Regions from separate parts of the Homo sapiens genome. Here region 2 is linked to region 1. Evidence: chromatin contacts called from ENCODE Hi-C data. All regions are on one chromosome and are shown on one strand. The core of a region is the stretch at or near the end of the contact, and the rest is flanking DNA. Distances in the headings are between cores, read along the strand shown. Region 1 overlaps LOC124902479 (a long non-coding RNA gene). Region 2 has its middle 90 kb from the start of LINC01375.

Region 1 (3,282 bases), core at 403-2,902:
CAACTGATTGCCTTGCTGTTGCCTTGCCTCTCTAAGGAGAGGACACTTGGCACTCCAGGCCTTTGCAGATGCACATCTGAAAGTACAGAACACATGATCCCAGAGATCTGGGGCTTGCATAGCCACCTCCTCCTCAGTGGTCATTGACTATCCAGTTGGTCAGCACTCCTCACTGAGCTCTCAATATACCCAGAGCAGGAGGGCATCTAGACTCTGTGAAGATACAAAAGATAAAAAACAAGAAGACTTAGCTTCTTGGAGGAACCTGTGCACAGGGCCTAGTGGTTTGTGGGTGTTTTGTTTTTAATCAGTGACTTTTCCAGTGACAGTTTCCTTGATATATTTCAGAATCTGCTCATTTTGTACTGTTCTTCCCATCCCCCACAAGGAAGGAACAGATTCTTTACCCCCAAGTAGGGTTGCCAGATAAAATCCTGGACATACCATTAAATTTGAATTTTGAATAAATATCAAATAATTTTTTCATATAAGCGCGTCCCAAATATTGCAGAAAAATCAAATTACAGAGTGTCCTGTATTTTCATTTGTTAAACCCTACTCCCAAGGGATGCCTGTTTCTATTCTTGTGAGTGGTTCATTTTGGTTCTTTCTCTTAGGTTGAGATTAACTGGTGATCACTGGTTTTATTACATATGAAAACTTTCGGCACGGTCTTTACCGAAATGGAGGAAAAAAAGTGATTCTTTCTTAAGTTCTTTGGTTAGACTATTCAATAGGCACATTTTTTGTTCTTATCTAATATGGCAGTCTAGTAAGAAAATTGAGGAAAAATGCAGGATTACTAGCTCCCCATGAACCCCTTTCCTCCCTCTGCCCAAGTCTTAACTATACAGCATCACGATGTAAATGGAGGTAGACAAGGAGAGCACAGATGACACCAAAGCAATGCAATCTGAAACTATCAAAAGTTCCACTTCTCACACCACAAACTCCTTTGTTGGTTAGTTGTGAGTGGGTATTTATAGAACTAGCACTGTACTTTCATTTTGAGACAGCAGCTTGCTTTTAGCCTGAGCAATAATTAGATAAATTATTCCCTTCACTTCAGATTATTAGTGACTAAAACTCTGCCTAGAGATTTTTGAAACTTTGATCAGCATAAACTGGAAAAACAGTCACTTAAATGCTGCAAGTGATTTTCCATCTTGTAGGAGGTAGAGATATCAATAATCCTGCCAGGGTAGAGTCTCTCTTTATCAGACCCACCAGCCAGGTATCTTTTCACAAATGTAAAGCAAGTACCTACCCATTGCTTCTTGCTGGAAAAACAAAAAGAGGAAAGTATCAAGTTACCATCAAATGGGATGTTGTTCAGACTAGAAGCTCATTGTTCTGTTTGGAAATACAAACTGTGTGTTTGCTAGAGTCAGAGCTGCTTCTCTGCATACTTTTTTGGTCCTGGGGCTTGCTTTTTTGGGTCCAAGCTGAAGAATTGGATATAGAAAAGAGAAGAAAAGCATGAGATCCAAATCTCATGCTAAAGGAACTGGATGGAGTTTGGCACAGCTTAGCTCAGACTGGACCACTGCTGTCACATGCACGTTGTTATTTGAGACTGAATTACACAGAATGCACTGATGTTGGACTCTGATATGCAGTGATGTAATTGTCATGTTGAGGCCTACAGGGCAAGGCCACCCCCTAGTGGTAGGGGTTGGGATTGCTTCTTATGGAAGAAAAAATTACCACTGAATCATTCCAAGAAAAACCAATTATATCATGATTAGGTTAAACCTTAAATAGCAGTGGCTGAAATACACAAGGGTGTGCTTCTCTTTCTAAAAGGACATCTAGAAGTAGGCATTCGGAGCTATTCAGGTAGATCCTTGTTTCCCAAGGACTCAGGATTCCTTCTTCCTGCTTCATTAGCCTCAATGAATGGCTTGTTCTCAGGGTCACAGGATGGCTGCTGGAGCTCCAGCCATCATATCCACATTGAAGCCTAGAAGGAAGAAAGATGAAAGAGGAAAAATTAATAGCATGTGTGAGTGTATGTGTATTGGAGTGAGACCTCCTCACTGATTCTCCCTTTAAATAGCTTTTCTGACATTCCCCCAAACACTTCCACAGCTGGCTGAGGAATTGAGAAATGAAGCCTGTTATCTGGGCACTTTACCCTCCTAAGTAAATCAGGGTGCTTTTTACTAAGAAAGCGGGGGAATGAATGCCAGGCAGCAGTAGTAGTTTCTACCTCTCTGGGAAGCCAGCCTGAAACTAGAGGGACAGAGAAGTCTTTTCTCTCTCAAAGCCATTTGACAGCTGGGCCCAAACTTTCTGGTGGCAGACATGTGCTGGACTCTCATGTGGAGCTGGACCTGCTACTGAGAATGGCTCTGGTAGGTGTGTTTCAGGTAGCTGCTTTGCCAAAAGTTGAAATTACCTTTGAGGCTGAGCTTTCCTTCCATTATCCATAAGCCTTTGAAGAAGTTTTGTTAATTGTCTGGTGGTGATATGGTTCGGCTGTGTCCCCATGCAAATCTCTATCTTGAATTATAGCTCCCATAATCCCCACATGTTGTGAGAGGAACTAGGTGGGAGGTAATTGAATCATGGGGGTGAGTTTTCTCGTGCTGTTCTCATGATAGTGAATAAGTCTCATAAGATCTGATGGTTTTACAAAGGGGAGTTCCCCTGCACATGCTCTCTTGCCTGCTGCCATGTCAGACGTGACTTTGCTCCTCATTCAACTTCTGCCATGATTGTGAGGCCTCCCCAGCCATGTGGGACTGTGAGTCCATTAAACCTCCTTTTCTTTATAAATTACCCAGTCTTGGGTATTTTATTAGCAGTGTGAGAACAGACTAATACAATAAATTGGTGCTGCAGAAAGTGGGGAGCTGCTGTAAAGATACCCAAAAATGTGGAAGCAACTTTGGAACTGGGTAATGGGCAGAGGTTGGAACAGTTGGGGCTCAGAAGAAGGTAGAAAAATGTGGGAATGTTTGGAATTTCCTAGAGACTTGGAGGGCTCAGAAGATAGGAAGATGTGGGAAAGTTTGGAACTTCCTAGGGACTTGTTGAATGGCTTTGACCAAAATGCTGACAGTGATAGGGACAATAAAGTCTGGGCTGAGGTGGTCTCAGATGGAGATGAGGAGCTTGTTGGGAACTGGAGTAAAGGTCGTTCTTGCTATGCAAAGAGACTGGTGGCATTTTGCCCCTGCCCTAGAGATCTGTGGAACTTTGAACTTCAGAGAGATAACGTGGGGTATCTGGTGGAAGAAATTTCTAAGCAACAAAGCATTCAAGAGGTGGCAGGGC
Region 2 (3,282 bases), core at 574-3,073, 960 kb after region 1:
GAAGACTATAAAGCATCCAACTAACAACTTCACAAGAGGATCAAAGCCTCACATATCAATGTTAACCTTGAATTTAAATGATCTAAATGCCCCACTTAAAAGGTATAGAGCTGAAAGTTGGGTAAAAAAATAAGACCCTTCTAGATGGGTCTCTTGAAGAAACCCATCTCACACATAACAACACCCATCGGATCAAAGTAAAGTGTTGGAGAAAAACAAATCACACAAATATTTAGAAAACAAAATAGAGCAAAAGTTTCTGTTTTTATATCAGAAATAACAGACTTTAAACCAACAACAGCAAAAAATGACAAAGAAGGGCATTACATAACAACAAAGGGTTCAATTCAAGTTAAGTCAAGAAGAGTTAACTACTTTAAATATATATACCCAACATTGGAACACCAGATTCTTAAAGCAACTACTTCTAGACCTACAGAAAGACTTAGACACCAAGAAAATAATAGTGCAGAACTTCAACCCCTCACTGATGCTCTTAGACAGATCAATTGAGGCAGACAACTAACAAAGAACTTCTGGACCTAAATTTGACACTTGACCATTGGATCTAATAAACATCTACAGAATGTTTCACCCATTAAACACATTTGTCTCAATAGTACACAGAACATACTCTAAAACTGACCACATGCTCAACCATAAAGCAAGTCTCAATAAATTTAAAAAAAGTGAAATCATACCAACCATATTCTCAGAATACAGTGGAATAAATATTAAAATCAATATCAAGAAGATCCCTCAAAACCACAAAATTACATAGGAATTTAACAAATTGCTCATAAATCACTTTTGGATAAACAATGAAATTAAGTCAGACATCAAATTATTCTTTGAAACAAATGAAAACAGAGGCAAAACATATCAAAATCTCTGGGATGCAGCAAAAGCAGTGTTAAGAGGAAAGTTTATAGGGCTAACACACCAACCTCAAAAAATTAGAAAAATTTCAAATTAATGATTTAACATCACGCCTAGAGTAACTAGAAAACACAAGAACAAATTGACCCCAAAGCTAGCACACACACACACACAAAATAACTAAAATCAGAGCAGAACTGAATGAAATTCAGATCCAAAAATCCATACAAAGAATTGACAAAACCCAAGTTAATTCCTGAAAAGGATAAACAAGGCTGATAGACTTCCAGCTAGATTAATAAAAGAGAAAAAGAGAGAAGGTCCAAATAAGCACAATCAAAAATGACAAAGGTGACATTACAACTAATACCACAAAAATACAAAAGATCCTCAGAGACTATTATGAACACATCTGTGCACACAAACTAGAAAATCTAGAGGAAATGGATAAATTTCTGGAAACACACATCTCAAGATTGAATCAGGAAGAAATTGAAACCTTGAAGCAACTGATATTAAGTTCTGAAGTTTAATCATTAATAAAAAACCTACAAACACAAAAAAGCCTCAAACAAAATGGACTCACAGCCGAATTCTACCACGTGTACAAAGAAGAACTGATACCAATTCAAGTGAAACTATTCTAAAAAATTGAGGAAGAGAGACTCTTCACTATCTCATTCAATGAAGCCAACATCACCCTGATACCAAAACCTGGAAAAGACACAACAACAAAAAAAAGAAAACTACAGGCCAATACCTCTGGTGAACATAGACAAAAATATCCTCTACACAATACTAGCAAACTGAATCCTGCAGCACATAAAAAAGTTAATTCACCACAATTAAGTAGGCTTCATGCCTGGTATGCAAGTTTGGTTCAACATACACAAATCAATAAATGTGACTCACCACAAAAGCAGAATTGAAACCCGAAACCATATCATCATCTTAACAGACACAGAAAAAGCCTCCAATAAAATCCAGCATCCCTTCATGACAAGAACTGTCAACAAAATAGGCATCAAAGGAACATATCTCAAAATAGTAAGAGTCATCTATGACAAACCCACAGCCAACATTATATTGAAGGGGCAAAAGCTGGAAGCATTCCCCTTGAGAACTGTTAACAAGACAAGTATATCTCTTCTTACCACTCCTGTTCAACATAGTACTGGAAGTCCTTGCCAGAGCAATTAACTGAAAGAAATGAAGAGCATTCTAATAGAAAAAGAAGCCAAGCTACCTCTTTTCACTGATGATATGACTTTATACCTAGAAAACCATAAAGACTAAGCCAAAGGGCTCCTGGAACTGACAGACAACTTCAGTAAAGTTTCAGGATACAAAATCAATGTACAAAACTGAGTAGCATTTCTGTACACCAATAATGCTCAAGCTGAGAGTATAATCAAGAATGCAATGCAATTTACAATAGCCACAGACAAAATGTAAAATGCCTAGGAATGTATCTAACCAAGGAGGTGAAAGATTTCTGCAAGGAGAAAAACAAAACACTGCAAACATATCATAGATGGAAAACACCGAAAAAAATCATAGTGACACGAACAAATGGAAAACTAGTCCAGGCTCATGAAATGGAAGACTCAATATTATTAAAATGGCCATACTGGCCAAAGCAATCTAGAGATTCAACACTATTTCTATCAAACTACAAATTTCAGTTTTCACAGAGTTAGAAAAACATCCTAAAATTTATATGGAATAAAAAGAAAGAGCCAAAATAGCAAAAGCAATCCAAGCAAAAACAACAAAACTGGAGGCATCACATTACTTAAGTTCAAACTATACTATAAGGCTATACAGTAACCAAAATAACACAATAGTGGTACAAAAACAAACCCACAGACCAACGGAAAATAACAAAGAACCCTGAAATAAAGCTGCATTTATACAGCCATCTGATCTTCAACAAAGTTGACAAAAATAAACAATGGGGAAAAGATTCCCTATTCAATAAATTGTACAGTGATAGCTGGCTAACCATATGCAGAAGAATAAAACTGGACCCCTACCTTTCACCATATACAAAAATAAGATGAATTAAAGATTTAAATGTAAGACCTCAAATCATAAGAATCCTAGAAGAAAATCTAGTAAACACTATTCTGGACATTGGTCTCAGGAAAAAATTTATGACTAAGTCCTCAAAAGCCATTGCAACAAAATCAAAATTGAAAGTGTGACCTAATTAAACTAAAGAGCTTCTGCATAACAGAAGAAATTATCAATATAGTAAACAGACAACCTACAGAATGGGAGAAAATATTTGCAAACTATGCACCCAACAAAAGTCTAATATCCAGAATCTATAAGGAACTTAAACAACACAACAAGACAAAAACAACCCCATTAAAAAGTAAGCAAATGGCATGAACAGAC

Evidence for each region. Hi-C counts contacts between places; a loop is a spot of excess contacts on that map. Pooled maps may share reads with other maps.
Region 2: a pooled map shows a loop between it and region 1 (8-fold over the local background). The contact joins two enhancer-like sites. A Hi-C loop is called at or near these places in 5 of 37 single-sample maps with no recorded cell type and 5 of 50 pooled maps.

The regions. Positions count from the first base shown.
Region 1 is chr10:91,004,826-91,008,107 of GRCh38, reverse strand. All of the region lies in intron 1 of LOC124902479 (a long non-coding RNA gene), which reads left to right. Among named protein-coding and RNA genes, the nearest start is that of LINC00502, 39 kb to the left of the region's middle. Within about 2 kb of position 1,652, at least 8 of the 41 ENCODE cell types and tissues checked have a DNase peak (open chromatin) inside an H3K27ac peak, as active enhancers do.
Region 2 is chr10:90,045,877-90,049,158 of GRCh38, reverse strand. No RefSeq gene overlaps it. Among named protein-coding and RNA genes, the nearest start is that of LINC01375, 90 kb to the right of the region's middle. RefSeq lists an enhancer at 1,513-1,662. Within about 2 kb of position 1,823, at least 4 of the 41 ENCODE cell types and tissues checked have a DNase peak (open chromatin) inside an H3K27ac peak, as active enhancers do.